Regions from separate parts of the Mus musculus genome. Here regions 1, 3 and 4 are each linked to region 2. Evidence: chromatin loops called from intact Hi-C (ENCODE). Cell type or tissue: heart. All regions are shown on one strand. Region 1 overlaps Trpv4 (transient receptor potential cation channel, subfamily V, member 4). Region 2 overlaps Oasl2 (2'-5' oligoadenylate synthetase-like 2). Region 3 holds the start of 2610524H06Rik (RIKEN cDNA 2610524H06 gene). Region 4 holds the start of Tchp (trichoplein, keratin filament binding).

Region 1 (8,000 bases), 260 kb before region 2:
AATCACTGGAAGGTGGTGCGCAGGGTTGATGTGAGATTTGGGGTGCATGACAGCCAGAGCCTGCTGTTCAGTGCTCTTAACCGCTGAGCCATCTCTCCAGCACCATAAATTTTTTTTTAAAAGAGTCTAGCAGGAGCACAAGCTTGAGGGCCAGTGATTTGAGCACACAGCCTGGAAACAATGGCCATAACATTATAGAGGACCCCCATCCAGCCAACAAGGTCAGCCAAATCTAGATATCCTGGCCAAACCACCCCGAACACAGCCATGGACTTCACAGACTCTGAATGTCGGTATTTTGCAGTCTCAGGCCTTGGTTTACAGACTCTCTCAGAAATGGGGAGCACAGAGCTGACGCACATGACACGTTTGCCTCCCAGAACTGGAGACTCAACACCATGCCCTGCAGAGCCTCAAGTGGCCCAAGGGTCCAACCACATGGCCTCTAGGGCTTCAGTTTTCTAGCTCAGGTACCAGACAGCAATGGGCGATGTATCGCAAAGGCTTGGGATCTCCCGTTCTGAAATTCAGAATAGTGGAGTGCGAGAGGTAGCTGCGGCACATCCATCCATCCATCCACCCACCCATCCATCCGCTCACGCATCCGTTCAGTAACGGCGCATGCGCGGCCACACCCACCTCGGTAGTAGATGTCTCTGAAGGGCGAGTTGATGAATTCACGCATGTTGCCGGTGCGCTCCGCAATGTCCAGCAACACCGGGATGGTGTCGTTGCGCCCGTTGCTTAGGTTCAGCAGCGCCTTGGGCAGGCAGGTCTTCCCCGTGGACGGCTCTGAGAGAAAGGGGCAGGAAGAGACAGGGCTCAGAACCTGGCTGTGAGTGTGGGGCAGGAACAGGAGCCCAGGCTGGGCTGCCACACCTGCCTGAGATGTCTTCCTGGTGCTTGGTGGAGACACAGCTGTCTTCTGTTTCTGACGGTGTCCGTGGACTTATGGCAATAGATACTCTGTGACATATAGAAAGCCACAGCCTATAGACTGGCTCGGACTTAATCACAGTCGGGGAGATTTCTCTTTGACTCGGGGTCTCATTACGGAGCCCAGGCTGGTCTTGAACTCTCAATCTTCTTGTCTTGGCCTCCCAGAGTGCTGGGATTACAGGGTTGTGCCACCCTGCACTTGAGGGAAGTTTGAAATTTTTATTTTATTTATCTGTATGGGCGTGTGGCCTACACATATAACTATACACCGTGAATAGGCAGTGACCATGAGAGTTGTATGCAGAGATCAGATCCCCTGAAACTGAAGTTACACATGGGTGTGAGCCACCATGTGGGTCCTGGGGACCGAGTTCAGGTCCTCCGCAAGAGCAATCAGTGCTTTAACCACTCAGCTGTCACTAGCTTGTAGAGGGAATCTTTAAAGGGCTGTGTAAGTACACTGTCTCTGCCTTCAGACACACCAGAAGAGGGCATTGGAGCTCATCACAGATGGTTTCGAGCCACCATGTGGTTGCTGGGATTGGAACTCAGGACCTCTGAAAGAGCAGTCGGTGCTTTTAGCAGCTGAGCCATCTCTACAGCCCCTTTAAAGGGCTTTGAAATCTGAGCAGATGGGAAGAAAGCTAAACACTAACCATGCTGAGATACAGAGAGATGGGCCATGGTTGCGAGCCATGTTTGCATGCAGGTATGCATGCGCATTAAAAAAAAAATGTCAACCATACATCTTGTTGTTGATTTTTGTTACTGTTGTTTATTCTGAGACAGAGTCTCACTATGTAGCCCAGGTTATCCTGGAACTTATTCTGTAGACCAGGCTGTCCTTGAAATCACAGCTCTGCCTGCCTCTGCCTCCTGAGTGCTGGGATCAAAGGTGTGGGCCACCACTGCCTGGCTCAGACCTGTCAGAGCCATTCTCCCCCCCTCTGTGCTTCCTATGTGTGTCTGCATGGAGGCCTCGGGCCAGCACTGGATGTCTGCCTCATCACTCTCCGCTTTACTTTCCAGACAGAGTCTCTCACTGAACCTGCAGCTCACTGGCTCAGGGAGGGTCTGGGTGGCAGGGGGTAGGCGTGGTGGGTAGGTGGGTGCAAGGGGTTATCTGCCTGTTCCCACCTCCTCAAGAGTGGGAGATCCCCGACATGTGCCACCTTGCCTGGCTTTTTCTGTGGATGCTGGGATCTGAACCCAGGTCTTTTTGCTGTCACAGCGGGTATTTTACCCCACTGAGCTTGTGAGAGCCTTTATCAGCTCTAAAAGCAAGACGCATGTCAGGTAGCACTTGTCCACACATGAGAACCCAGAAGCCTGTCCCGTGAAGCATTTACACCAGTGTCGCTAGAGGGGAGTGAAGGGCTGACCACAATGCTCCCTAAAGCTTGGACTGAGTATAAAGAGGGGCACAGTGTGTCTGGGGGGTCTCATAGACACGTAAGTGTAAACATTTTCCATTCCTGTCCAACATCTTTCGAAGTCTGAGTGGGCCCGGTGCCTGTCACCTCTCCCCAATGTTCACCAACACCCTTTTCTAAGTTCCTTTCCCTTGCTACGATGTGTTTGGCTACAGGAACTAGCTTCCGTCTCTAAAGAATCAGTAAAATGCAAGCGCCCACCAACACCACCAACCAGGCCTGGGCGACGGATCCAAGGTGGGAGCCACAGACATGGGGTGAGGGTGAGCTTTGCCGGCTGACCCTCAGGGTTGGAGTCCTGGCATTATCTCTCATCAGCAATCAAGGGGACATCGGTGAATCAACCAATATTGTGATTCACAGGACCCCAGGCATCAACAAGCCCCCCTTAAATGTCAATGCTGGGGTTAGCATCCTGTGGAAGGAAATGTAAGGCCCCCTCCCCAGATACAGGGAGAGCCTTAAGCCTCGGAAGCATCCAGCCTGACCCCCACCCCAGCCTTTCTCCCGTCTTCTGGGCAGCTGGCCCAGGCTAACACCAGCCAGCTGTTCACGGAACCAATCCGTGGGTACAGCTTCCCATGGGCACCAGGTGGGGGCTGCCCTGAATGCTGGCAGAGCCCCTGGGGGCTGTGCAGATGCATCCCCAATCTCTGTCATGGGGTGGTATCAACCCTCCATTTTACCAGTATCACCAGCAATATCAGCTCTCCATGGTAACACAATTCCCCTCCCTGGAGTCCCATCCTGAATTTTCAGCGCCCCCACCCCACCCCAGCCCCACGCCTGTTGCAGCATGTCTGTTTTATCCATTTTTCTGGTACCCCTTTGGCTGTCATCTCTGCCACCATCACCCTGAACCAGGCACTGTCTCTCACAAGCCCAAGATAGCCCCGCCCCCTTGGCTTGCCCAGCCTCTGTGGTCCTTCATCCACTTTGCATACAGCAGTTGCTATAGTCATCTCAGAGGTCATGGAAAGCCACGGGGTCTTTGTAATCACTGTCCCTTCATAGCTATCCAACCTGAAACACTCCTTCGTCCCTTTTCACACACTAATGTAACTCTCTGACTGGGGGGTGGGGTGGGGGGGTGTGAGGGGTTGTTTCACATCCCCTGACTAGATACCCTTCACCGTTTGTAACTCAGTGCTTGTTTACGTGGTCGCAAGATCAATGCCGGTCCCTCCTGAATAACCGAGAGCCACTTAAGACCGAATCTTATATGCCTTGCTCAATTCCTCATTTTCAGCCCCACCTCACCTCCACCTCCCTCCGGACACCAGCCCAGTGTCTGGTACTTCTTCGGTACCCAGTGGCATCTCGCTGAATTAGTAAGAACTCACTAAAGGAGCCACCCAGGCACCTTCCGTGATTCCAAATCACATCTGGCATAAGGGGAATCGGGTCCTGGGTCCCGGCTTCGGCTGTGGAACCACTGCTAAAGAGGAAGCAGTTCCTCAGCTGACCACCAGGTGGCGGAATGTCTCTGGTTATGGAGCCTGCTGGAGCCCGGCTCTAAATGGCCCATTGACAGAGGTTGTGAACTACCCCGAGGGCGTGTGGGAGGGGTGGGGCAGAGATTCCAGATAACCCTGAAAATCAGATGAGCTAATCAGCCTCCAGCCAGAAAAACATGCAGGGGAGGATGCAGGTTTTGTGGAGCCCTGCAAAGGGATGTTGTGGGTGGCGACTGAGGGAGTCGGGCCAGGGAGGGGAGCTGGTGAGGGTGAGGCAGATCTCTAGAAGTGCAACTGAGAATCCCAACCGTAACCTTGCCACCTTCCAGCTATCCCGACCCACTGCCATGCTACCCACGGGGGACATGGGATTCCAGCTGCCTGTTTAGAGCACTTCGGGGCTGGGGGAACCACACCATCAATGTGTAGAAGTGTGTTAGAGCCCCCGTGGCTAAACTTTGGTTGGCTACTGCATGAATGAATTCCGTAACGTGGTGAAGGATGCAGGAGTCCAGACTCTACCCAATGATCTTCTGTGTGTTTGGCCCAAAGAGATACGCAAACCGGGGAAGAGGATTACCCAAGCAGAGCAGACCCCTCCCCCTGCCCACTGGTGCGGCTCACCCCGGAACTCCTCATCAGTCAGGCGCTTCTTGTGGGTCAACAAGAAGGAGAGCAGTCCATCTAGGTCCGCAGTGGAGCCCCGGGACACAATGTCAAAGAGGATGGGCCGATTGAAGACTTTGAGGATGGGGGGTGGCTGGGGTGCAGGAGCTTTGGGGCTCTGTGGCTGCTTCCTAGAAGGGAAAAAAGAAGGATACCAGGAGTTTAGCCTCTGCCTGCACTGTGCTCCCTCACCTAAGGTAGTCAGAGGTTGGGGGAAATGAAACCCAAGGGACTAAAGAATACTATGGGATGCTTTGCCCAGGAAGAGGTAAGCTGGCCTACTGTGTGTTGGGCAGAAAAACAGGAAAAGGATGCAAGCCTGCACATCCTCTAGCCCACCCACCTCCCCCCTCCATCTAACCACTCACTCACTCAGTCACCTATCCACCCACCCATCCATCCATCTGTCCACCCACCCACCCACCCATCCATCCATCTATCCACTCACCCACCCATCCATCCATCTACCCACTCATCACCCATCCATCCATCCCTCTATTCACCCACTCACCCCTCCCCCCACTCACCCCTCCCTCCATCTTTATGCTCATCTGTTCATCCTTCCACCTCACCACTCGCTGCCTACCCCCTTCATCCCTCTCACCTGCCTATTCATCTTCCCCGTCCTCCATCTAACATTTACTGAACACCTTTGTGTGTGAGAGACAGGGTCTTGTGTCACCCAGACTGGCTTTGTAAGGGACATGCAACCCAAACTGATCTTGAATGTCCCACCTTGGCCTCTTGAATGATGGGACGTCAATGCAAGCCACTATGCCTGGCTTATGCAAGGATGGGAACCGAAGCCGGGGCCCTGAGCATGCCGGGCTGGTACTCGACCACCTGAGCTTACCATCTGGCCTTTCATGAGCACTGTCTGAGGCGAAAAAAGCCTGGCAGAAGGCAGGGGAAGGAACTGGTTCACTCGCTCGCTCCCTCATTAATTTCATCATCCAACGATGTTTAGGACAGAAGAGGCCATAAAAGCGGGGTATTAGCCCAGAGCCCACTACACACAAGCATGCAATACATGTTAGCCAAAATCACCATCATTCCTGAGAACCACGTGTCTGAAGCCTGTGTGTGCAAGGCAGAGGTGCTGAGCCACAGAGCAAGGCAGAGAAGCGTGACAGGACCCAGAGAGGGCTGAGGAAGACAAAAGAGAGACATCTGTATAGTCATTCCGCAAACATTAATTGGGCACCAGAGAGAAAGAGCTAGCCTGGACACCATGAGGACAGAGATCCTCTCTCTGCCATGTTGCCATCCAGCCCAGGCTGGCACAGATGGGATGCATCAGAACTTATGTGAATAAGAGAGGCAGAGAGGGGCTGGAGAGATGGCTCAGTGGTTAAGCGCACTCTTCCAGAGGTCCTGAGTTCAATTCCCAGCAACCACATGGTGGCTCACATCCATCTGTAATGGGATTTGATGTCTTCTCCTAGTATGTCTGAAGACAGCTACAGTTTATTTAATAAATGAGGGGGGGAGGGGAAAGGGGAGAGAGAGAGAAACAGAGAGAGAGAGAGAGAGAGAGAGAGAGAGGAAGGAGGAGAGAGAGAGAGAGAAGATGGGGGGGGGGAGCAGAGGACCAGGAAGGAAGAAGAAAAGGAAGAGAGCAGCTACATAGGGCATGAAGTGGGAGGCCTGGTCTCCTTCATCCCTCTTCTCAGGGCCCAAAGGCACTATGGGAAAGAGGATGCTGGCCATGGAATGCTCCACAGAGCAAGAGCTGGAGCATCCTCCAACCAATTTTCCTGATCCTCTGACCCTCTATATAAAAAGAACTTGGTTCCCACCTGATACCACTGGATACCACTGAAAATCTTTAGGACCCCAATTTTTGCCTTGGTTCCCCCCCAATTTTTTCGAATTCCTCCAGGGAGCAGGCTAGGGTGCACCCTCAGGAAGGCTTGAGGGAGGGAAGGGAGGTGGTACAGTAGGACTCCCTGTTGCTTGGGGCCTCAGTTTCCCCATCTGAACAGTGACTGGACAATGTCCCTCACAAGTGATTGACTACACCGCCTTGGTCCTGATGAGTTACACTCTTGCACATCTGGGCCAGGGATGGCTGCCTAACCATGTGGTTGTCCTGTCTGGGTGCCACCTTCCTGAGAAGTCTTCCAGAGCCACCTCTCCTGTCCCTTATTCCTTGTCTGGCATTAGCGCCTCCCCGTCTCGAATCACAGATCTTCACTTGTCACTGCTCCGATTGCATCCCAAACCTGAAGGCGCTTCTGAGTCAGGAGCTAAACCTGGCCTGGCTCACTGCAGGCTCCTTGGGACCAATCAACTCCACCTCTGGGGAGCTGTTTGCTGTAGCAGTCCAGACATCACCCATGAGCCCCTGTGGACGCTAGAGAGCCATCTCCTAGCTATGTAAGCACGGAGAAGAGCTGCCCTCTGACTGGAAGCCAGTCTTTGGTCAGCAAGGGCCTAGGAGAAGACGCCACAGCTTCAGGCATCTCCAGACTTCGGGGTGGTACTCTTGGATACATGTGGAGGCTCTGAGGGGTTTTTAGGTAGGAAAAGGGCTCATGTCCAAGTCTGAGTCATTTCAGGACATATTACAGACAGCAGAAGGGACCTAGGAAGGATGTAACCACCTATTCAACCAGATCAGAGGCAGTTCACGGCAGGAGGAGCCTGGGGAAGTGTCTGCACTCCACACATGACAGACACCATACTGTGACACTCTACTTAGCAGAGGCCATGGAGAAGACAGGCCCAGATCATGGTGTCTGGGACTGAAGGTTCCTGTCTGCAACTGGGTTGGCGGAGACAACATCCTGAGAGGGCCTGGACCATCACTCATGGGGGCTTCTCTCCACTCTTCTACCTTCCAGCCAGGCCTCCTTCTCGGGAGAGAAAGGATTAGCACCCGACGCTTCCACACATATGAATGGAGAGATGAACAAGTGGATGATCTGTGGCCACAAAAATGGAGCTGGGTGGATGTACCTGAGGCTAGAACAGAGAGAAGAGGAGGAAGGGAAAGGAAGCAGGCAGCCGTCAAGAGTGGATGAGTGCAGTGTGGTGCCACACACCCGTAACCACAGCACTTAGGATGCTGAGACAAGAGGATTGAAAGCTAAGGCCAGCCTGAGCTGCAGACCGAGCCCTGTCTCAAATAGAGAGAGAGAGTCAGAGAGACAGAGACAGACAGACAGAGACAGAGAATGACAGAGACAGACAGAGTACTGATGAATGGCTGGAGATTATATAGACATTTTGAGAAGTAAATGGTAAATTGGAGGGAAGTTGGCTATGCAGATGGACAACTGGACAGGTTGGAGACAAGAGGGTCAGACAGCAGGGAGCCACCTAGACAATCACATTCTGGAGGAGCACACTGGACATGCGGAAGTAGAAACTGGATGCGTGCGTGGACAGGTGCATACACACGTGGATTATAATGAACAAGTGCACCTTTGGCTGTGTAGGACAGACAGACAGACAAGTAGATAATGGGCTGGTGGATGGAAAGGCGAGTGAAAGGCCAGGA
Region 2 (8,000 bases):
AGAAACAAACAACAAAAAAAGGAAGTCCAGAGCTGGGTGTGGTAGCGTTCACCTGTAACCCCAGCAGTCGGGAGGTTGAGGCAGGAGGATTACCAGTTTAAGACTGTTAAACCTGTTCTTATAGCAAGTTCCAGGCCAGCCGTGACTGCATCAGTGAGGCACTGTCGAGGGGTCAAGAGGAGGAGCTGAGGTTTAGACTCTCTCATCTTCTTTGGTTTTACCTTTTTTTTTTTTTAAACTAGCAGAAAAAGGATTTTGTTTCATTATAGCATTTTTCAAGTAGCAATTTGTTTTGGGCTAGGGATGTAGTTCTGAGGTTGGTATGTTTTGTGCCTAGAATGGTGGCTACCTGTAACTTAACTCCAGAGGCGCTCCCTTCCACCTCTCTTCTGGCTTCTGAGGATAGACACCAGGCACACCTATGGTGTATGTGTACATGCCGACAAAGCAGCCATACACATAAAGTGTTGCCCTTGTTGAGATTTCAGAACATTTGGGTCTCTCAGTTTTGGATCAGGGATGCTCAGCCCATAACGCCCACAGCACAGGTCTCTCTTAAAGGACTGTACAGAGAACTTACCATGAATGGGTCTGGCTTAACTCTCAACTTCAAAGCATCAAATCTCAGGAGAGGTAAATCTGCCATTGTCACCTTCCACAGGGAGGCTCCTCGGGAAAGGGGACAACGCTGAACCACAGATCTGACCAAGACATGATTCTGTTCTTAAGCTGCTTTTCCAGTTTCGAAGAGCAGGCGAGAAACCGGGAGGTCGTCATCAGCTTCATTAAGAAGAGGCTGATTCATTGTAGCAGAAGCCTGGCCTACAACATCATTGTCCTTACCCACAGAGAGGGCAAAAGGGCCCCTCGCTCCCTCACCCTAAAGGTTCAGTCCCGGAAGACTGATGACATTATTTGGATGGATATCCTCCCAGCTTACGATGCTTTGGGTAAATCCAGTGGAAGTTTCAGTTTAAAGAAAGAATTCTGGGGTCTTCCTCTAGCAAGATTCCTCTGGAAGATTGCTTTGTAGATAGATAGGTGGGACTGAAATCATACTGTGAAGATGGATAGACTTCCATAATAAATAAATATCCTTGCATGGGTTCCCATGTCCCAGTGTTACATGGGGAGGAAGGATTTATCATAAAGAATGAATTCCTACCCACCCTCTGGAAAACACCAGGTTAGGCAAACATTCCAAGGTCTTTAGGGTCCAACAGAACTGTATTAGACCCTTTAAAACAAGGCTCTCAAGCTGGGTGGTGATGGAGCAAGCCTTTATTCCCAGCACTTGGAAAGCAGAGGCAGGTGGATCTTTGTGAGTTTGAGACCAGCCTGGTCTACAGAGCAAGTTCCAGGACAGTCAGGGCTACACAGAGAAACCCTGTCTCAAAAAGTAAGTAAGTAAATGAAATAAATAAGCAAACAAATAAATAACAAGACTCTCGTATTTTACAACTTGTATTCCTCTTGGGCCCACACCTTAGCATGCTCAAAATCGAGCATACTAACTTACTACATGGGATAATGTTGAGTCATCAGAACTGATATTTGCTCACATTTGAGATACCAGACGGCGATTGCCTGTGCTTGCCTTTAAGTTTACCTCCTTAATGGAGCCGATCTGAGGATTTCATGAGCCTGAAGGTCTACCTGACCATCCCGGCCTCTATTAATTTAGCTTTGAGGTGGGGGAGGGGGCGAGGTAAGGAAGGCATAGAAAACAATGACTGTGATCCCAGCTCTCAGGAAGCCAAGGCAGGCAGACCACAAGCCTAATGACAGCCCAGGATCCATCACAGAGAGACCCTGTCAACGAAGAAGAGGGGCTGATGAGATGGCTCAGCGGTTAAGAGCACTGACTGCTCTTCCAAAGGTCCTAAGTTCAATTCCTAGCAACCACATGGTGGCTCACAACCATCTGTAATGAGATCTGACGCCCTCTTCTGGTGTGTCTGAAGACAACTACAGTGTACTCACACACACACATGAAAGAAAGAAAGAAAGAAAGAAAGAAAGAAAGAAAGAAAGAGATCTAAAGAAAAGAAAGAAGGGCGGGAGGGGTGGATGAGAGGGGATGAAGGAGGTGTAGGGGATTCCCTATGTTTCCAATCTCAAAAGGTAGAGTTTCCTGACCAGTTAGTTTCTCCTCCCAGGACCTATTTCCAGAGACTCAAAACCAGCACCGGCAATCTACGAGACTCTGATAAGAAGTAAGGGCTACCCTGGTGACTTCTCACCAAGCTTCACAGAGTTACAGAGACATTTTGTGAAAACTCGCCCAGTTAAACTGAAGAACCTCCTCCGGTTGGTGAAGTTCTGGTACCTGCAGGTAAGAGCTGGGAGGAGGCGGAGCAGAGGGTACGCACGCATCTGTAGCCCAAGCTTCTCTTAGAAATTGGGGCTGGAGGTGTGGCTTGTTGGCAAGGTACTTGCTTGGGATGCGTAAGGTCCTGGGTTCAATCCTCCGCAACAGCAAGAGAGATCGAGTGGGGATACAAGAAGTGGGTGAGAGGCAGGATAAACAGTGAGTGACCTGCAGGGCCCTGGACCATCTAAGAACCCAGCATCCCTGTCGGTGAGAGCGTCTGCATCTTGTGACACCTGCTTGCAGTGAAACCTTCCCCCAAGTGCGATTAAGTGCTCACTCAGATGAGGACAGGCTGCCTTCAACAAGCCTCAGATGTGTGGCATTTTGATAACAATAATAAAGCCACCATTGTGTCAGACTAATTGGGTCCCATGATCTAGGCTATACATGCCAAGGGACCCCGTTTTGCCTTCCTTCCTGTTTCTTTACTTTTTTTAATTGGTTATTTTATTTACATTTCAAATGTTATCCCCCTTTCCCAGTTTCCCCTCTGGAAACCCCCTATCCCACCCCCTCCCTCCTTCTGCTGTTTCTAATGGCATGTATCCCCGCCCTCACCCTGGAGGTGAGAAAACTGAGCTGAGATTTGAACACGAGTCCCTGACTCTAGAATCTGTGCTCGTAAGCAGTCCCAGGAAATGTTCTTCAGTTTAGCATTTCTTTCTTGCTATCTGACTAATTGCAAAGAACTCATTAAAAAAAAAAAAAGTCGAAAAATGCTTAAGGAAGAAGGAGAGATTTGCACACGGTCCCCAGATAAACCTGCGACAGTACTTTGGCTTTTCTTTCATGTTTTACCGTCATCTGTATTCCCGCAGCCCATACCTGGATGTTAGATAACTGGAGTTACCATGCCAACTCACCGCAGTTTTGGTCCACCCTTTAAACACACACACGAGCTGTTGTCCTTGAGTCGATGGTGAGAGCTCCGTCCATTCATGTTGTCCACACACTTTACTTTGTGTCTTCCAGTGAACTGTAAGACCTCCCAGGCTACAGGTATTTACCTCCCTTCCCATCAGGGCTACAAACATTTTCATCCAGCCACCAGCCACGTACTGGCTTTAACCAGGCCAGCTCTGAAAACAGTAGGCTGGAGAGAAGGCTCAACAGTTAAGAGCACCCACCCTTGCACCAGACCCACTTTGGGCAGCTCATAGCCACTGTCACTCCAGCTCCAAGGGATTCAGCACCCTCTTCTGGCCTCTACTTGCATTGCATGCACATAGACACAGACACATAATTTAAGAACAGTGATTTCTTTCTTTTTTTCTTTTTTTGCAAATTATGTGTATAGTGTGTATGTATATGTATGTATCTGTGTGTATCTGTGTCTGTGTGTAGGTCTCAGGATGGTTGTCTTTCTCAATCTCCTCCATATATACTAGGACAAAGTCTTTCAGTTGACCTTAGACCCTAGACTTGTCTGCATGGCTGTCTAACTAGCTAGCTTTCTCTGGAGAGCCCCTGATTCTGCCTCCAAAGTACTAGAATTATAGGCAGGCATGATACCCATATCATTATGAGACTTCTAAGGCTCTTTTTCCCACCTCCCTGGCTCATATTTCTGTACATGAATATTTCTGTCATTCTCTAATAGATTTTACTTATCTGGACCCCCCCTCTCTCCCATAGAAAAATATATGTGGTTATTTAAATATTGCAATGGACCCATAATAAAAACTTCAAATAGCATAAAAATGTATAAAAATGAAGGTAAACATCTTTGTGTGTATGCATGTGTGCATATCAGTGTGAAAATAGTGCATATCAGTGTGAAAATAGTGCATATCAGTGTGAAAAGCTGCATCCACACTCATAAGGGGAACTCCGATTGGACTCAGTGTGTGTGTACATGTTCACATGTGTGTGCATGTGCATGCGTTTATGCAGGCGTGTGCTTGTGTGTGTGCATGTGTGTGAGGGGTAAATTTGCAGCCACCTAATTTTTCTTATATGTTTAATATATACTTAATTCCATTTTTAACTTCTTGTATATGACGTGACTTTGGCAACACCTTTATTTCCTTTCAAATAACTAACAAGTTGTCCATCACATCTTGAACTATGCATCCTTTCTCGCTGAACTAAAATATTACATTTGCTAAAACTATTAAAGCCACAAATCTAATGAGAACTAATTCTAAACAGTCTACGCTGTTATACTTGGCTTCCTTTGTAAGTCCTGAGGGATTGAACCCAGGACCTTATGCAAGCTCGATAAGTACCAGGCTGTTAAGCCACATCCCCAACTCGTGACTCTTGTTTATTCTTATGCCAGAAACTGCTTCTTCCAAGTAGAAGGTGAGGATTCACTTCCAAAGTTGGCCTGTGACATCCACATGTGCACACCCTCCTCTCTCTCTCTCTCTCTCTTTCTCTCTCTCTCTCTCTCTCTCTCTCTCTCTCTCTCACACACACACACATCACTGGGAGCCATGTATGGTTGACATACCTGTATTCCCAACACCTGGAGGGCTGAGGCTGAAAAACTGCAAGTTTCAGCCTAGCCTGGGCTACACAACAAGATTCCATCTAAAAAATAAAACTCATCAGGATTTTAACTAGCATCTACTACTGCTGTTTCACCCAGTGGACACGGTGTCAAACTGTCATCTAGATTCTCACATTCAACTCACAGGTTAGTGTGTACCTCTGTTCTTGGCAGAGAAGCACTCCTTCCCCCTGCCCCCCTCCCCAGTGCACAGGATGTCACAGACAGCAGAGTACTGGGCAAACATTGTGGGAAAGGAGGTAAGAGGAGCCTAAGAACCAGCAATGGGAAGGATGGCTACAAAATAGCATCTTATGGGCATGTCGGTCTCACTGCCAAGGTGCCCACAGCAGCATCTGGCTGCAGGAGACCTGTGCAAGATTAAGCTAGTTAGTGTTCTAGCATCCATAGGGAAAGCAGAGAGCTACTGGCCATCAGTGGCTGCTGGGAGAGGGATTTTCCTCAGAGATGTGGTTCCCGACCTGTGCCTACTCTGGAGGATGGCCCTACACCCATGCACACAAGGAGAGCTCCAACTGAACTCCAAGGGACATAAAGAGAAGGAAAAGAGGACTGGAGAAAGATGGGGGCATGAGGAGGAAGGGTGGAGGGACGTGGCTATGATCAAAATACACTCTATACTAGTATAGAATTTCAAATATACCGCATTGCCTCCTCCATTCTAACTGGAAACTGTAGATTGATTGATACTCGGACGGTCCGCAAGGAAACCCCCGTGCCATCAGCCCATGTAGACCTACCATGTCCTGGCTGTGTCACATAAAGTAACAAGGGAACCTGAAAATTCCTAGAGCATCAATCACATGAAATTCTTATTCACTCTCTCCCTCTCCCTCTCTCTCTCTCTACCCCCCCCCCCCAGTGCCTGAGACGTAAATATGGAAGAGGTGCAGTGTTGCCCTCAAAATATGCTCTGGAGCTGCTGACCATCTACGCCTGGGAGATGGGTACAGAGAGCAGTGATAGCTTCAATCTGGATGAAGGGTTCGTAGCCGTGATGGAGCTCCTCGTAAACTACCGCGACATCTGCATCTACTGGACCAAGTACTACAATTTCCAAAACGAGGTCGTCAGGAACTTTCTGAAGAAACAGCTGAAGGGAGACCGGTGAGTCTATCAACCACGTGACTTACGGCTCTGAGGCCTAGAAACCCTGACTGGAGTGGCTTGGGGAAAATAAAGGGTTTCACGTACTCGAAAACATTCAGGGGTCACCAAGTCACCAAGTATGGCCTCCACATCACCAAGGTCTTGTAAGACCCCAACTCAATGTGTTTCTTAGACCCCTAGAAACGAAACCCAGCATGGAGTTCTTTGTTCTTTCGCCTTCAGCCTGAGAGAACGATGACCACTGGGTGACCCACCCAGGCGCCTGACCCATAGTGTAAGGGAACAAGAATGTTTGCCAAAGATAGCCTGTAACCTTTCCGTGGGAGATGAGCTGTAATTCACTATCCCCATTCTTACGATGTTTACTCAGCTTCCCCATTCTTTGTGGTCTTATCCTCCCCTCACTTTGTGGTTTATTCTTTAAAAACCCTCGACTGCAACTGCTGGGGGTCGATCTCCTCTGCCCCTGTGTGGGTTATGAGCTCGGCCTCAGCATGCTGATTCCCGAATAAACCTCATGCGATATTGCATCAAGAACAGTTTCTCTCGAGTTATTGGGATGTTGGCTCATCCCGGGACTTGAGCGAGGTTCTCCCCGAAACGGGGGTCTTTCAGTCTCTGTCTGTGAGTGGTTCAACCCTTCCCTACCCAGGGTCTTCCAGTCAAGTTCCGATTTATCGCTTCAAGGTTGCAATGGTTCTAGCTTTCTCCTCTAGACACCTAGTTGCCAGTATAAGATTGCTTATGTCTAGTAAACTCTCAGAGATTCATTTTCTGGAGCTTGCTGAGGTTATATCTCCAATATCTCCAATCCTCCCCCTCTCCCACCCCCTTTCCGTTCACCCTCTTGCTACAGCTCCACTTGCTCCGGCCCGCTTGCTCCAGGGCCCTCTATCTCCAATCCTAATGGAAGGGCTTTGCTTGCAGGGGTTGCTTCTACTGGGCCATCTGAAGAATGCTCTCTGTTGGCCCCACCTTCAGTTTTAAATGAGGGAGTTAATTATGGAGTATACTGCAAGCAGAAATAAAGGAAAAGTAACACGCATCAAGAGAGAGACTTTGCCCTTAGCAAAATAATGTCATCAAATCCAGCAGAGACAATTGAGTAGCCTCAGCAGGAGAGAGTCAGCTTCCACCCCACCTACTCATGGCGCTCACAACATCCTGCAGAGGTCAACTGGGGAAGCTGAGGCAGTCAGCTGGAGTTCCCACTTTTTCTCCAAGGATGTAGCTCCCCTACCCTCCGAGTCTGTACTTCCAGCTTTCTGTTCCCACTGTAGCATGGGGTAACAAAATTGCCCCTCCCCGCTCTTTGGGGAGGGGAGAGGGGGAAATGACAAGGATGGTAACCATGGTGACAACACTGGCAGACACAAGACAGCCTTGCAAGAAAAGTTTGAGATCCACGTTTGGCTCTGAAACAGTGGAGGCTGCGGAGGCCCGCCTCCAGAGACAGCTTTTTAGTGATCTTAAACATCCCGTGACAATTTGCCCTTATAATGCGTTTTATGGTTCCACAGAGACGAGGGCCCAGAGGCCAGTATCCTGACTGTAACCGAGATCTGCCATTTTCTCCCCCCCAGGCCCATCATCCTAGACCCAGCTGACCCCACCAACAACCTGGGAAGAAGAAAGGGATGGGAACAGGTGGCTGCAGAAGCTGCTTTCTGCCTGCTGCAGGTCTGTTGCACGACTGTAGGCCCCAGCGAGCGCTGGAATGTACAGGTACTATGCATACTATCTCCTGGTGAGAACTCACGCTAACACTCATTTAGATCACGCTCTTCCCAAGGCATCCCAGCAAGGGCTGTTATGCCTTGATTCCTCAGGAAACCGGAAGAGCTCAAGAACTGCTAAGTCTGCTGCAATTTGCAAAAGTCCTTTTATTTCCAGTCTTGACTCTGATCAATGGAAAACCCCCTACAGTGTAGGTTGAGAGTGCTACTCCCCACCCCCACCCCCCCAGCTTAGCACTTATATACAGAGCAGTTAGAACATCTT
Region 3 (8,000 bases), 78 kb before region 2:
CGATGCTATCTAGGAACCCTTGCTGTGTAAGAAATGCTAAAACTTGTCAATTATGAATGGCCATCGCTGAGAACAGAGGAGGGATGCAGGATGAGCCTGGCTGCCTAGGCTGAAGCCACAGAGTGAGCAACAGAGGAGCTCACACACCCCCAGGACTCCAGGTTCTCGCTTCAGCAGGTGCGCCAGACAGCACACAGGGGTGCAAGCGCTGGCTCCCAAGCCTAGAATTGACCCCAGGAAAAGCAGCTTCCTGAGGACCAGATGTAGACGCTCGACTCGCCAGCAAGAAGGACGCCAAAACAGGATTCTTCTGCATACATTTATTGGAAGAGCTTGATAGTGAAAGCGAAAGACCCCGAGGCCAAAAACCAGTGCTGCTTATATAGGCCTAGGATAGGCATGTCTACACCCGATTGGTTATGCTTTCAGTACCTCATTTACATGCCTCGGGACAGGCAATGTCAAAAAAAAAAAATACAAACTCTACTGCACATGGGCACTTTGGTTGTTTACCCATATTCATAGGCATTGGCTTATTGAAAGCAGCGCCATCTTGTAATGGCGTTTATTGGCTTCCCACATCTCCCCCTTTTTTATTCAATAGAAAAGGCCTAATCCGACCATCTACTCTAGCACTTCCTCAGCACAAAAACGATCAAGAAGGATTTAGAAGGGCAAATCATGATCACCCTACCGAGTGCGATGAGGAAACCTCAGCAGTGTGCAAGGGCTGTTCAATGATCGTTGAGTCTTTCTCATCCCAGTGCAATGGATCCGTAGATCCGTGGGGTGCAAGAGCAGAGGACTTAGATTGAAAGACCCACAACGGAGGACTCCCCCACGTTCTGACTCAGGAGAGGCGACACCCCAAAATCACCCACAAGAAACGGTCTTGCTGCAAACTGCAAGAGGATTTTTATTCAAGAGCGCTCTCAGGCCCACGGTCATACACCACACAGGAGTAGAGGACCGTGGCGCGCCGAGTAGCTGGATAAGGGGGTATTTAAAGGAAGAAACCACAACTCAAGGAGGTGGGAAGGGGGTTGTTGGAAAATACCAAAAATACCAGTTAAGAGTCACAAGGAAGTGCAAAGTCACAAGAGTCAAGAGGAATACCTGGTAATTGTGAGGGTTATTTCTCAAGACAGTTTCTAAGAGCCCCTAACAATAGCACCTTTGAATAGCGGGTTCCAGCAATGGTCAGGGTGGGTCAGGGTGACTTTCTTTGAATGAACACTCTTTGAACCCAGAAAGCAGGTGGGTGGAGGAATGTCGTTATCTGTTTTATTATCACAAAGGCCACATTCCCAAACCTGGGCCTAAAGGCCTAGAATTTTGTTTTTAAGTTTTACTCTTTCAAGATGCCGACTAATTCTTGAGCATAGATAACCAAACTTCAGGGAAGTGCTTGAGTTATAATCACCTTGTCACGTTTTTGTTGGGTTCTGAATTTGTAAACCAACTGAAGCACGAATACCAGTCCACAGCATATAGCAGCACCAAACAAAATCACTCCCACCCATTCCTTAAAGTAAGAAAATGCAGAGGTAAGCCAAGAGGTAAAGCCTCCAAGGGTCACTGGTTCCACTCTGGTTCGATTAAGCTTCTGGATCTGTATTTGCAGCTCCTTGTGCAACCTGTCCAGCTCCTGCGACCAGTTCCCCTTCAGATAATTCGATAAATCTGTAGTTTTAATAAAAGAATCATTAACATACCCAATGGGAGTAATGCACATATGCAGGGTTGATGCCACACAACTCATTTGTAGGACATCCATCATCTGTTCCATGTTATGTTGTAAAACATCCACTCTTTGATTCACTAACAATAACCCTGAGGCGATATGAGAATCACCACTTGTAGAGGCCCAACTCGCCAGCAAGAAGGATTCTTCTGCGCATGTTTATTGGGAGCTTGATAGTGAAAGCGAAAGACCCTGAGGCCAAAAACCAGTGCTGCTTATATAGGCCTAGGATAGGCGTGTCTACACCCCATTGGTTATGCTTTCAGTACCTCATTTACATGCCTTGGGCCAGGCAGTGACTCTGCCAAAAAAAAAAAAAATAAATAAACCCTACTGTACATGGGCACATTGATTGTTTACCCATATATATATAGGTGTCAGCTTATTGAAATCAGCACCATCTTGTAATGGCGTTTATTGGCTTCCCACAACCAGAGGCCCGGGCCTGGGCCCGCCCCCGCCCTGTACAAGCTCCCCACGCCCGGATCCCGCTGCAAACGCGCACCCTCCGCACCGCCCCGCTTACCCAGGCTCTGCCTCCGCAGCACCTCGTAGGACCGGCTCTGCTCCGGCGGCAACCCGGGGCTCGGGGCCTCGGCTCGCCCCAGCAGGAGGCTGCAGAGCACGGGCAACAGCCGCATCCATCCTAAGCGCAGCATCACTGAAACCCGCGCTGCAAGGAGCGAGGGGACGCCCCTTCCGCCGTAAGCCCCGCCCCTAGACGTTGCCGTTCCCCCCCCCCCAGGTCCGCCCACTCCGCTCGCGCAGTTGCCACGGAAACAGGACCGGTAAGGGGGCGAGGGGAGGAGCCATCCTGACCAACTTTGGGGGTGGGATGGTGAATTATGGTTGCGCGCGGAGGGTTCCAAAACTGTGGCAAGCGCTCGCGTCGGGCTTCCCCGTGGAAGGCTTTGCTTTACACATTCATACATTCATACATTTTCGTATTAAATAGTCAATGCAGTCCGAAGAAAGAGACACCGTAATCTCATTTTTGAAAACTGTAAGTTATTTTAAACAATATTTTCTTAAATGCTTTATTTATTATTATATATAAGCACACTGTAGCCATCTTCAGACACACCAGAAGACGGCGTCAGAAATCACTACAGATGGTTGTGAGCCACCATGTGGTTGCTGGGATTTGAACTCAGGTCCTTCAAAGAGCAGTCAGTGCTCTTACCTGCTGAGCCATCTCTCCAGCCTGAAAAGCTGAGCCATCTCTCCAGCCTGAAAAGTGTAAGTTTTATGTATGTATTTTGCTTCCTTTCAAGACAGGGTTTCTCTGTGTAGCCCTGCCTGTTGGAACTCACTCTGTAGACCGGGCTGACCCAGAACTCAGAAATCCTGCCTGCCTCTGCCTCTCAAGTGCTGGGATTAAAGACTTATATCACCACCACTACTGCCACCACTACAGAGTTTACTTTCCTTCTTCCATATGTGGGCATTTTTCAAGCATATTTGTCTGTGTATCACATACCTGGCAGTGCTCATAGAGGCCAGAAGAGGGCGTGGGGTCGTCGGGAATTGGATTTACAGATGGTTGTTAGCCGCTGTGTGGGTTCTGAGATCTGAATATGGGTCCTCTGGAAGAGCAGTAACTGCCGAGCCGCCTATCCAGCACCTGTAGAGTGTGTGCATGTGCGTGTGTGTGAGACAGAGAGACAGAGACAGAAAAAGTCGGAGAATGATGCTATATGGGTGCAGTGCCTGTGGAGGTCACTAGAGGGTGCTGTGTATCCCTCAGCAGCTGGTGTTATAAGTGGTTGTGATGTATCTTTTGAAATCTCTCGGTCTGGACCACAAACTCATTGTTTCTTATCCTAAGAATTTTAAAGTATATTGACAATACCTCGTGGGATACCACACTAGTCTGTTTGAAATTCAAACCTATGATGGTGGCGGATGCGGGCTATGTTCCTTTCCTTTGGGTTACAGTTGGTGACCAGATGGAAAGCACGCCTGTCTTCCTACCCGTGATGTCCTGGTGTCCTTGCTCCGGGGGCATGCTCACCATCCAGTGGCCAATAAGCATCCTCCATCCCTTTGGCTGCAAAAACTAGTTCATGACCTAGTGAGTGGCCTGAGTTACAGGCAGCCTTCTTCCGAGAGGATTATTATCAATAATTTGTTATTATGAATGAGATGGAGGGGTCTCTTTAAACATCACTGTCCTGGAACTTACTATGTAGACCAGGGTGGCCCCAAATTCATGTAGATCTGCCTGCCTCTGCCTCCCGAGTGCTGGGATTAAAGGCATGTACTAACATGCCTAGTCTATACAATCATTTTTAAGGTTTAGTTTATGTACATGAGTGCTTTGCTTGCATGTGTGTGTGCACTGCATGGGTGCCTGGAGCTGGTGAAGGCTAGAAGAAGTGTGTGTTCCTCTGGAACGGGAGTTACAGATAATTGTGAGCCTCCGTGTAAGTGCTGGGAACTGAACCCAGGTCCTCTGGAAGAGCAGTAAATGCTCTTAACCGCTGACCATCTCATAGCCCCTTTTATACAATCTTAAAATCATACTGGCTGATCTCACTCTTGCTATGATGGTGACATGACGTAAAATTAATCATTTTAGCTACTTTTTTTTTTTTTTTTTGATTTTTTTAGCGAGACAGGGTTTCTCTATATGGCTATGGCTGTCCTGGAACTCACTTTGTAGACCAGGCTGGCCTTGAACTCAGAAATCCTTAGCTACTTTTTAATACAATTCAGCTGTATTAGGCTAAATATAAACCAACACATGTAGACCATTTCCAGAACCTTCTCATCATCTCAAACAGAAACTCCAAGCCCATTAGACCATACATCAACTATCTCCCCTGTCCCCATCACCTAGTGACCCATTTTATTTCTGGCCCCTGCATACTTATCTATTCCATATCAATAGGTCATTATCATATAAGTGGGATGTACATTTGCCTATTTGGCTTTTTTTGTTTTGGGTTGGTTTTGTTTTGGTTTTGGTTTTTCAAGACAAGGTTTCTCTGTGTAGCCCTTGGTTGTCCTGGAACTCACTCTGTAGACCAGACTGGCCTCGAACTCAGAAATCCACCTGCCTCTGCCTCCCGAGTGCTGGGATTAAAGGCGTGTGCCACCACGCCCGGCTCTGCCTATTTGTTAAATAACTATTTTTGTGTTTTCTAGCAATCTTTTAGAACGATCAGAACACACACATACACGAATCCAGTCATAAAACAATTATTTCCTGTGGCCGATCGTCTTTACACTGATCACCAGTGAAACGCAAAGCAATGCCTGCACCTCTCCTGCTGTCAGTACTGAGACACGATGAGCCCACTCACCAGGTTAAAGGTCGCACACACTGTCAGACAGGAGCATGACTTCCTTGGCAAGCTCCCAAAGCAAACGATCCCAGAACCAGGAATCCTAGGGGCTGCAGGAAGCCGCGAAATCCCTTGGAACTCCTAGGGATTGCTGAGGGGCTGAGCCCAGAGTGCTGAGTGCACCCCAATTCCACCTCCCCGAGGGCACAGGACTGGGGGACGGTTTGAAGGCAGTCATTTGCTGTGCAGAGCTCTTCTGTCTGAGCCTGGGAGGAGTCTCACCTGGTTGAAGTGCTCAGCCCCGCCCCCCGTGCCCCGTCTGGCCAACCACAGTCAGAGGTCGGGAGGCCACGCCCCCCGATGGGAGCCAGCATCAGCTCTGTTCTTGCCCCTACTGGCTGTTCCGGCGCCGCCATCGCTCACCGCAACTCTTCATGAGCTATCCCCACAGAGCAGCCTCGTGGCTCTCCTTTAATACCTGAACTTCAAGAATATCTGAGGGCACCTGAAATCCCGTCCCGAGTTCCCCACAGTCCCGCTCATTTCCTAAATGGAGCCGTGTTCCCTTCAAGGCAAACACCACCAGTCGTCTGGTCTCTTTGTTTCCCTGGGCTGGGTTAGAACCAAAGTGAAATCAAAATGAAAATGTACCTTGAGCATGGCAGTGGTAGCGCACGCTTTTAAGCCCAGCACTTGGGAGGCAGGGGCAGGTGGATTTCCGAGTTCGAGGCTAGCCTGGTGTACACAGTGAATTCCAGAACAGCCAGGGCTACACATTGAAACCCCGTCTCCAAGCCCCCCCCCCCCAAAAAAAAGGAAAATGTACCTTGAGATGAATAAAAACCAGGACGACCACACATCAAGCCTCTGTAACGTCGCAAAAGCAGTTTTTACAGGGAAACTGATAATAATAAATTCATTAAGAAGAAAAACAACCGGGCAGTGGTGGCGCCACCTTTAATCCCAGCACTTGGGAGGCAGAGGCAGGCAGATTTCTGAGTTCAAGGCCAGCCTGGTCTACAAAGTAAGTTCCAGGACAGCCAGGGCTATATAGAGAAACCCTGTCTCGAAAAAAAAACCAAAAACCAAAAACAAAAAACAACAACAACAAAAACCAGACCTTAAACAGGCATTGCGATAGACCCCAAGGTATTTGGAGAAAACGAAGAAACCCATCCCAAAGTTAGATGAGGAAACAGATAATACAGGTTAGAGCGGCAATAAACAAAACGGAAAACTGAGAAAAATAAGAAAGAACAGCATTGATATGAAGGTGGGGGAGGATCTCTTTAAAAGTCAACAAAATTGGCAACTCTTTGCTATACTGAGAAAAATAAATTATAAAGGACACTGAACTGATTTGAAGTCATAGCTTGTCACTGTGCTCGAGCTGAGGTGGAGAACGGAGACGCTCGATCTTCTGCAGGACAGGTGCCTAGACACACGACCCTACTACGGTAAGGAAGCAGTACTGTCTCACGATCCTGGGATGACCCTGGCGATCCATGAACTCATTTGTGCGAATGACAGATGCATCCTTTCTGCGGCTTGGCCAAACCCTCTGAGGGATGTGGCAAGACTGACTTCCAAACGCTTGGTCAGCAGGCACAGCGCAAGTCTGACTCACTAGTCAACAGATTCTTCTCTTTCCTCCACATCTTTACTGCCATTGGTTGGGGGTGGGGAGGTTAGCTGCTGCATAGACCCCACCCCTATCTGCAGTGTCTCCCTTGCCATTAATAGCTCAGTCTTATGCCAGGAAGATTCAAGGTTTTTAGCCTTCCTAAATTGTCAAGGTTTGTCACACCTCCTTTTTTTTTTTTTTAAGTGAATTTTTATTGGGAAGGAAGTTGTCAACTTAAACAGCAGCAAATGAAGAATGCATACGGAAACTCCCTGTTGTCACAGAAAGATGTAACCTCCAGAATATGTGACACAGGAGACATTTCGATCTGTGACCCCCAAGCCCGGATGCATTAAGAGCTTTCCCATTCAATCTAACACTTCTGGATTCCTACTAAAAAGGAATTTGTAATAAGAGCATGGATAAGTTGCTTCTGAAAGGAAACGCCCACAAAGGTTCAGAAAAGGAATGTAGAAATCAAGAAGTTATTATTACAATTACTTTAAATTGCAATGCACTACCTTTTCCATATCTTCGCAGTAATACAAAACACAGTCGCTTGTAGAACCGGTTCAGATTACTTAAATACCAAGTGTGCTGTCAGTCCTCTACACACATGTCTGGAGGTTACTCGTGTTTATAGGAAATGAAGCTATTGATACTTTTCTACAGCAGTAACTCCTCACCAGGAAGGCGGAGACAACACAAACCAAGGGATGGAGTTTCCCCAAAGCTGCAGTGTGAAAAGACTATAAAGAGTTGATCCCATACACACGAATGGGCTTCCTTGCTAGAGGAGAACCAAGTGGAATAAGGAATGGAGATGTAAAAAGGTTTTCTTGAGGGGAAGGAGGTTGGTGCCCTGGATGCCTTTAGTTTTCGGCCCCCTCTGCTGCATCACATTCTTCTCCTGCACTGTCTGATGTCCATAACGTTTTAGCCAGTGTGCAGGCAAGCTCTGAATTATTAAGGCTCTCATAGTAAAATACAGAAAAGTTAAGAGCCAGCCCCAGGCGGATTGGATGCGTAGGCTGCATCTCTTTCTTGCTTATATCAAATGCCTCTTGGTAGGCTCCTTGGGAATTTTCTATCGTTTGTTTTCGATCATTGCCATAAGCTACTTCAGCAAGATACCAGAAATAATCTCCCTTCATTTTCAGATAGAAGACCTTACTCTTTGAATTAGTTGCCTTGGCTATTACATACTTATCCAACAATTCCAGGACCATGGTGCAGATGGACCTCAGCTCGACTCCACTTTCTCCCGATGGTCCTTGATCAGCTGCAACTTCTTGTCGGAGGTGTCGGTCTTCTGCTCAATGCTCGAGATGACACTCCAGGC
Region 4 (8,000 bases), 200 kb before region 2:
ACATGCCACTGAATGGAACTGTGCCTAAAGCCCACACCCATCCCTGTCATTCACAGGGGGTGGAGCTGTACTGTGGCCACCTTGGAAGAAGAGGGATTTACATCGACCAGAGAGCACAGCCCTCTAACGAAGACTCACAGGCCATGCAACCCAGTGAGTCCCCAGCTTCTCCATTAACAGGCGATGTGCAGTAAATTGACAATCGTCACACACCACAGGCTGACCATGTCCCTGGCATTGTGTATAGAGAGCAAGCAGTTAGTGGACGAGTAACCGTTTTAGCTGCAGTTTATACACAGCAAACTGAAGCTCAGCCTAAAGCACTCTTGGAGTCCACAGGGACTCCTTCCACCCAAACAAGCTGGGGTCTAAAGATAATACAGGCAGACAGAACAGGGAGGGGCATTCCATCAGACAAATGTATCCCAGCAGACGGAAGCAGGTAGGGCTGTCTGAGGTGCCGAACAGAAGGATCCAGCAAGAACAGAAGGTTCTGGAATGACATTCCATCTGTAGCCTCTTGTTGTACATAAAAACTAGGGACAGTCGCTCCATGATAGGCGGATAGAGGCCTCCCAAGGGAGGTCCCTCCTGATGCCCAGAACTGGTGACCATGTGACTAAATGTGGCCAAAAGGTCTTGGCAGATGTGACTAGGGTAAAAGGGACCTTGAGGGTGGTCCCAGAGAGCTGGAAAGTGACAAGGAGTTAGGGGATCGGTTCAATTCCCAGGACCATAAGAAAAACCAATACAGAAAGCAGATGCACAGGCCCCATCTATATCAGTAAAACAAATAAGTCAGCACTTCTTTGGGGGGCGGGGAACTGGGTCTCGGTCTCTGTTTCTGACAGGGTTGTAGTGTACAACCTAGGCTGGCTTAGAAATCATGATCTTCCTGCCTCAGCCTCCTGGGTGCCAGTTACAGGCATGTGCTGCTAAGCATCAGATAATTTAAAGTCCCCCCAAGTGCTTCTATCGCAAGTGACACAACTGTGTAGCCTGGGACCCATTGGTGTTCCATTTCTCAGCAACAGTGACAGCATTACACAAACTCCAGAGTCTGTGGTGAAACTGAAAACCTAGAGAAACAGAACACAAGGCCGGGCCGAAAGCTGCCCCCAATGCTACTGGCTGTCTTCAGCGAACACCCTGAATGGCGTTTTGTTTTTTCTCTCCTGAATACTTATTGCAAGTTTGCCTGTTACAAAGCTGGGCTCTTAGAGAAAGCCTATGAGCTGACCTTTGTCATCAGGGAGGGTCATTATCTTAGCCCAAAAGACACTATCGAAGCCAGGGCAATTGATACTGAGATGCTGAGAAAGCCGAGAGCAGGTAGGTAAGCATGCCCTAGAGAGCACCAGCTGGTAAAGTGAGGACAGAGCCCGCTGGGATGGCTACAGCTGAGCTGACAGAGAGCACCTCCTTGTCTGTGCCTGCCTCCCCATCCTGTCTCCTTCCAAGCCAAGACAGACCCAGGTGCAAGCCACCCTCTCCCCACCTCGCTTTCTTGCTAGCCTTCCCCTGTTAGTCCCTCACTGGCCTAAATACTAAACATTAAAATATGGAACATAAATATTTTATGCTGCTAGACCTCCTTATAAAGTCAATCTGCTTTGTATTTGCAGATGTGTGTGTGTGTGCACACATGTGTGCAGGTGCATGCTTCCACGGGCATGCATGTGTGTGTGTGCACATGTGAGTGCAGGCCACAGCATGTGTGTGGAAAGCAGAGGACATCTCTCAGGAGTTGGTTCTGAAGTTTCCATCTTGTTTGAGGCAGGGTCTCTCTGGCTTCACCGGCCAAAGCATAGACGTTGTCTTATCTGGTCTATGAGCTACCTCTACCTTCAATCTTACCACAGAAGAGTTGAGATTACAGACCAGTGATACCACATCTGATTTCCTTCCTTCTTCCTTTCCTTCTGTACTGGCTAGTTTTGTGTACAACTTGACACGGGCTGGAGTTATCACAGAGAAAGGAGCTTCAGTTGAGGAAATGCCTCCATGAGATCCAGCTGCAAGGCATTTTCTCAATTAGTGATCAAGTGGGAAAAGGCCCCTTGTGGGTGGTGCCATCTCTGGGCTGGTAGTCTTGGCTTCTATAAGAAAGCAGGCTGAAGGCTGGGCGTGGTGGCACATGCCTTTAATCCCAGCACTCGGGAGGCAGGGGCAGGTGATTTCTGAGTTTGAGGCCAGCCTGGTCTACAAAGTGAGTTCCAGGACAGCCAGGGCTACACAGAGAAACCCTGTCTCGAAAAACCAAAAAAAAAAAAAAAAAAAAAAAAAAAAAAAAAAAAAAAAAAGCAGGCTGAGCAAGCCAGGGGAAGCAAGCCAGTAAGTAACATCCCTCCATGGCCTCTGCATCAGCACCTGATTTCTGCCCTGCTTGAATCCCAGTCCTGACTTCCTTAGTGATGAACAGCAATGTGGAAATGTAAGCTGAATAAACCCTTTCCTCCCCAACTTGCTTCTTGGTCATGATGTTTGTGCAGGAATAGAAACCCTGACTAAGACACCTTCCTTCCTTCCTTTCTTATTTCCTTCCTTTCTTCATATTCCAGGGATCTGAACTCAAGTTATTAGACATCTCCCAGAGCCTGGGTTTTGTTTTTTTGGGTTTTTTTTTTTTTTTTGAGACTTATTTTATAGCCCAGGCTAGCCTGAAACCCATAAGCCAGCCATATCCAGCTTTGGCACTGCGGCCGCAGCAGGGAAGGGGAATCAGGATAGGGAGGGCCTGGGCTCTGGCCCCACATCCATGGATCTTGGTTCAAATTCCAGCCTTCACGCCTCAGCTGTGGTTCCTGGGGCAAGGGAGAATACCTTTGTCTGAGGCTCGGTTGAGACTCAAATTGGGATAATCAAATCTCTCTCCCAATTTCTGGATGGAACAGACACTTTACACATAGGCTAACCAGCTATAGGTGGCAGCTTGTGAGCCAACAGTAGCTGCGGTGCCAGTGGAACTGTTAGCCAGTGTGAGGTCCAGGGACAAGCTGTGTGTGAGGCATAAGCCCTCGGGCCCAGAACTTGGGAGGCAGAGGCAGGAGGCCAGTATCAACTACACAGTGCCCTCTAGCTTGGGTTGGACAGCAAGACCCTCTTTCAAAGGAGGAGAGGGAAATGCAGGAGGAGGAAGAGGAAGAGGAGGAGGAAATGCAGGAGGAGGAAGAGGAAGAAGAAGAGGAGGAGGAGGAGGAGGAGGAGGAAAAGGAGGAGGAGGAAGAGGAGGAAGAGGAGAGGAAATGCAGGAGGAAGTCCCTGAAGTCATACCACTCTTAGGAGCAGGTGGGTTTCTATGGCAACTCTACTGTAGAAGAAACTGAGGCCCAGAAGGAAGCAGGCTTGCCCAAAACAAATCAGAAATGAACCCCAGGTTTCTCCGGATCTAACTCACATATGCCTGAGGTTCTCAGTACAGCTCAAGGAGTTGTCAACAGATGTGTGTACTGGGCTCCTTCAATGGCCTGATGGCTCTTTCTGGCTTAATCATGCCAGATGGGGGTGCCACCTCCTCCCCCATTGGAGACGGAGCCTGGGAAAGGGTAGCCCTAGGGTCAGAGAGTGACCAGCCCAGGTTGGCCATCTCTGGCATGCTGCAGGTTTGAACCTGGTTATTGGCTGTGGAGAGCCAACAACACTGTACAGCCAGCTCCAGGTGAAACAGAAACATCAGGCAGGCACCACGAGGAACAACAGAATGGAGGAGTGAGAGAGCAGAAAAACTTGGGAAGCAGAGGCAGAAGGAAGTGGGTGGGAAAATAGAAGAAAAAAGAATGATCGAAGCTGGGCAGTGGTGGCGCATGCCTTTAATCCCAGCACTTGGGAGGCAGAGGCAGGCGGATTTCTGAGTTTGAGGCCAGCCTGGTCTACAGAGTGAGTTCCAGGACAGCCAGGGATACACAGAGATACCCTGCCTCAAAAGGAACAAAACAAAACAAAACAAAAAGGAATGATCGAATATTTATCTATATCTTTACATTCTCGTGGAGGGCACTATTTTAGTATTATTTAGTAAAGTAAAATACTATTTTAATATTGTACATTATTTTAGGGCTTGAACTCAGAGCTTTGAGCATGCTACATATGCCCAATCCCTTTTTATGTCTTTCTCTTTTTACTGGTATTAGGTAGTTAATGCATGGACGTAAGCAACCATGCGAGTTACAGTTATTAAAACCTTTGTACCCAAGCCGGGCATGGTGGCACACACCTTTAATCCCAGCACTCAGGAGGCAGAGGCAGGTAGATTTCTGAGTTTGAGGCCAGCCTGGTCTACAAAGTGAGTTCCAGGACAGCCAGGGCTATACAGAGAAACCCTGTCTCGAAAAACCAAACCAAACCAAACAAAAAAACAAAAAACTTTGTACCCACTACCAATTTTTTTTAAAGATTTATTTATTTATTATATGTAAGTGTAGCTGTCTTCAGACACTCCAGAAGATGGAGTCAGATCTCATTACTGATGGTTGTGAGCCACCATGTGGTTGCTGGGATTTGAACTCCAGACCTTCACAAAGCCACCGTCAGAAGAGCAGTCGGGTGCTCTTACCTACTGAGCCATCTCACCAGCCCCTCACCACCAATCTTAAGGCTACAGTAGTGTACCAATGACGGAGGTCATTACAGAGGCCAGCGGTTCTCGGGTTCTCGGCCTCCGTTGCCTACGGGACACACCCGCGGATCTTTGCAAATCATTTATTTCCTCACTCTGGCCAGGGGATGATTCTCATTAAACCTACCCTCACTCCTCCACCTTCCTCCGGTAACCCCACCCCCACCCCCCCACCCCCACCCATCATCCTGACTGGGTCACTAAGGTTTCTTTTCCTTACCCTACATCAAGGACTAACAAGTACTGTCGATTTACCTCCCACCGCCAGGTGGCGCCAGAGAAAAAAACCACCCACCATTCCTTTTTCCTGGAGAGCGGCGGGTGTCGCGCGGGAGGAAGTTTGTCCATCGCCGTGCTCCGTTGTCCCGCGGGCTGCCCGGCAACCGGCGAGGAAACGGCTGGCGTCTGTGCAGTGGGCGCCTGGGGACCCTCGGAGCGAGCGGGCGCGTGATCGAGCTAAGGCCGGCGACCCTTCTCCGCGAACTTCGGACACGGAGTGCATGAGTCAGAGGTTAGGCTGGGCCGAGGGGCGGGGACGTGGCATCCTTGTAGCCGCGGGACCTGTAAAAAGTTGTATGCCTAGCGCTTGGCACATACCCGTCATCTTCACATCATTGTCGCAGGTTATTTCTGCTTGCTTTTTGAGACAGGGGGCTTTCTGGTTTGCTCAGGTTGGCTTTGAACTCCTGGACTCAAGTGATCTCTTCACGCCTCGGCTTCCAAAGTACGCGGGACCGCTGGGGCATGCCCCTGGGACCTGCTTGTCACTGTAGTTTTTATGCAGAATGTAAAAAACCTCTATTTCCTATCCCAGGCATGTCAGGACATTTTCTATGTCTGCAATCTCCCTGATAATGGCTGGCCACTACTGGACACAGTGCACGTTTATTTAAATTGATAATTTGCAGCCTTGGTGGCAAATCTTTTAAAACTTTCTGGCATGGGCCTCCTTCACAAAATTTGATCATTCGGTTGTCCTAGGGTGGGAACGTGGGCCTTAAAGCTGTGAGAAAGGTGCAGCCAAGGGGCGAGTGACATCAATAGAGAGAGGAGGCATCCGAGTGGGAGTGGGGCTTTAAAACTGTGAGAAAGGTGCAGCCAAGGGGCGAGTGACATCAATAGAGAGAGGAGGCATCCGAGTGGGAGGGGGGCGGTCCCTGGCTTTACAACTGGCTTACTTTCTGCCCACTGCTGTTTCCTTCAGATGGCTCTCCCCACGTTGCCCTCTTATTGGTCCAGCCGGAAACACATGGATCTTCGCCAGCGCCAGCATCAGCAGGAGGACCAGTTTCGCCAGCAGTGGGAACAGAACAGTCGCTATTTCAGGACCTGGGACATCCACAACTCGAAACAGATCGAATGGAGCTCCAAGATCTCCTACCAGCGGAGGCAAGTGTCTGTGTGTTGTCCTGCCCACTGGTTCCTACCACGGTTCGGGGAATGTAGCCTAGGGGCTTAGGGACTGTGGCTTGAATTATCTCCTGATGATGCTGGAAACTGTGCTGTGCTGGGGAGAAGTACTGTACATTTTGTTTTTTGTTTTTTGTTTTTGTTTTTGTTTGTTTTTTTGATTTTTCGAGACAGGGTTTCTCTGTGTAGCCCTGGCTGTCCTGGAACTCACTCTGTAGACCAGGCTGGCCTCGAACTCAGAAATCCACCTGGCTCTGCCTCCCAAGTGCTGGGATTAAAGGCGTACGCCACCATGCCCGGCAGTACTGTACATTTTAAAAGATAAACCAGAAGGCAGCGCTAGTGTCTTCTCGGTAGGTGTTTAGCCCCCCCCCCCAAGAATTACATAGAAATGTACATCAAACTGTGACCTGGTGTGACTGATGTCCAGGGAACTCCTTAACCTAGCATGCACGCCTACCATTGTGAGAAGATGAAGGAGGAGAAGAGGAAGATTCTGGAGCTCCGGCGGGAGAGGCTCAGAGAGCTTCTCCTGGAGGAACAGGACTTGCTGGCTGCGGAGCTGGATGAGCTCAGGCTGAGCATGGGCCTGCGGGAGCAAAGGCTCCGCGAGCAGCACCAGGACCTGAAGTCAGCCCGAGAAGAACAGAGGAAGCTGGTAACTACCCTAGTCCGGAAGCAGGTTGCAGGGCGGTAGCATCCCCGCCGGAACGGACGAGTGCGCCTACGGGGTTGTTCTCGGGTGCCTGTTCCGACGAGATGGTCAGGTGACTAGAGCCCATGGGGAAAACCGCCTCCAACCCCCCACCCCCACCCCCCAGAGAGGAAAGGCTTATTTTTAGCTCGTGGTTTCTGAGGGTCTCCAGCGATTGTAATGAGGAAGGCATGGAGCCTGTGACCAATGGAGCTCAAGTTGCGCTGGCTCAGGAAACAGGATGTTAGGAAGAGGGTTCAGAGACCCACCACAGTGGACTGTTGCCGCCAGCTAGTACCTCATCCCCTTAAACGCCCCCTGCCTCCCCTGAACAGTGCTGGAAGCTAGGGAGCAGTTGTTTTCAATGTTGCTTTTGCTGTTTTGAAACGGTCTCACTGTGTAGTCCTGGTTTGCCTGGAACTTTGTTTATAGACTAGCCTGGCCTCAGAGTCCCAGAGATCTGCCTGCCTCTGCCTCCCACGTGCTGGGATTAAAGGTGGATCACCGGCCTGGACCAGAGCAAGCCTTTGAAATGTGAGCCGTGTTGAGTTGAGATTCAGCACGTAACAATGATCTGAACCTCATTTGGTAACCTGTTAGTGCCAGCTGGGGTGTATAACCACGTTTTGTTGGCCCTTTGAGGATGTAGTCCAGGTTGGCCAGCAGTGGCTGTCCCACAGCAGACAGACCAGAAATCCCGCAGTTGTTGAGCCCATGAGGCTCAGATATCTCTGCGCTTCCTGCCTGGTGCTGGAGTCTGGGAGGGTTTCTGCAGAACATCTGGCTTTCAGTCTGTGTTAGGACCCTGAAGAAGTTGGAGGTCATTGTAACCTCACGCTTTCCCACCTGGCCTCTTTGTTCCCTGAAATAACAATTCTGAGATTTTTTTTATCTATGAATAAACGCCTACGCCAATAGCTTTGGCTTGTTCCCACGAGCTTATAACTCAGTCATCCTGTTTAAACTAGCCTAAGCCGTGCCACGCTGTTAGTTACCTCTGCTCAGGTTCATGTGTCTGTCTCTGCCGGCGTTGGGGTGAATCTCCTGCATCTGACTATTTCCCAGAATCCTCTTTCTCCCCCCCCCCTCCCCATGCCTCACCTTCTAATCCTGCCTCAGCTCATTGGCCAGAGGCTTTTTTGAGACCTGATGCTTCCACACAGTACACTGCAGAAGAGTCTCTCTGCAGGTAACACTGGCCACGGTCATAGGAGAGATGAGCTTGCCAGCACGAGTAAGGGGAAGCAGACAGGAAGCCAGCATCCACTCTTATGTACCTTT

The links. Peaks named below come from ENCODE experiments on the same cell type or tissue, not always from the same donor. Only the 100,000 strongest peaks of a DNase experiment are listed, where the experiment ranks them.
Region 1: a loop joins it to region 2, with 9 times the contacts of the local background. A loop is called at or near these places in 4 of 42 quality-filtered maps.
Region 3: it touches region 2 in a loop (9-fold over the local background); 9 of 42 quality-filtered maps call a loop at or near these places.
Region 4: a loop joins it to region 2, with 2.2 times the contacts of the local background. A loop is called at or near these places in 10 of 42 quality-filtered maps.

What each region holds. Positions count from the first base shown.
Region 1 is chr5:114,635,671-114,643,670 of GRCm38, forward strand. Trpv4 (transient receptor potential cation channel, subfamily V, member 4) reads right to left here. Exons shown (of 16, transcript NM_022017.3): 3 at 4,454-4,626; 4 at 640-792. Among named protein-coding and RNA genes, the nearest start is that of Trpv4, 19 kb to the right of the region's middle. In heart, no CTCF peak of the experiment used is centred here; DNase peaks (open chromatin) are centred at 3,227 and 3,931; H3K4me3 peaks cover 651 bases; H3K27me3 peaks cover 6,783 bases.
Region 2 is chr5:114,899,081-114,907,080 of GRCm38, forward strand. It overlaps Oasl2 (2'-5' oligoadenylate synthetase-like 2), which reads left to right. Exons shown (of 6, transcript NM_011854.2): 2 at 662-950; 3 at 2,160-2,335; 4 at 5,752-5,996; 5 at 7,583-7,724. Among named protein-coding and RNA genes, the nearest start is that of Oasl2, 6.1 kb to the left of the region's middle. In heart, a CTCF peak has its summit at 3,576 (motif pointing left); no DNase peak of the experiment used is centred here; H3K27me3 peaks cover 95 bases.
Region 3 is chr5:114,821,043-114,829,042 of GRCm38, forward strand. 2610524H06Rik (RIKEN cDNA 2610524H06 gene) reads right to left here and starts at 2,426. Exons shown (of 2, transcript NM_181075.3): 1 at 2,271-2,426; 2 at 895-1,683. The coding sequence starts at 2,403. The coding sequence ends at 1,397. Gm46920 (a long non-coding RNA gene) reads left to right here and starts at 2,688. Exons shown (of 2, transcript XR_003955777.1): 1 at 2,688-2,747. It also overlaps the pseudogene Ywhaq-ps2. In heart, CTCF peaks have their summits at 3,431 (motif pointing right) and 5,424; DNase peaks (open chromatin) are centred at 2,459, 5,399 and 6,619; H3K4me3 peaks cover 2,400 bases; H3K27ac peaks cover 1,449 bases.
Region 4 is chr5:114,702,835-114,710,834 of GRCm38, forward strand. It overlaps Tchp (trichoplein, keratin filament binding), which reads left to right and starts at 4,945. Exons shown (of 13, transcript NM_029992.2): 1 at 4,945-5,126; 2 at 5,820-6,004; 3 at 6,473-6,683. The coding sequence starts at 5,820. Gm34931 (a long non-coding RNA gene) reads right to left here and starts at 4,985. Exons shown (of 3, transcript XR_387595.3): 1 at 4,911-4,985. In heart, a CTCF peak has its summit at 4,897 (motif pointing right); DNase peaks (open chromatin) are centred at 4,947 and 6,675; H3K4me3 peaks cover 1,632 bases; H3K27ac peaks cover 868 bases.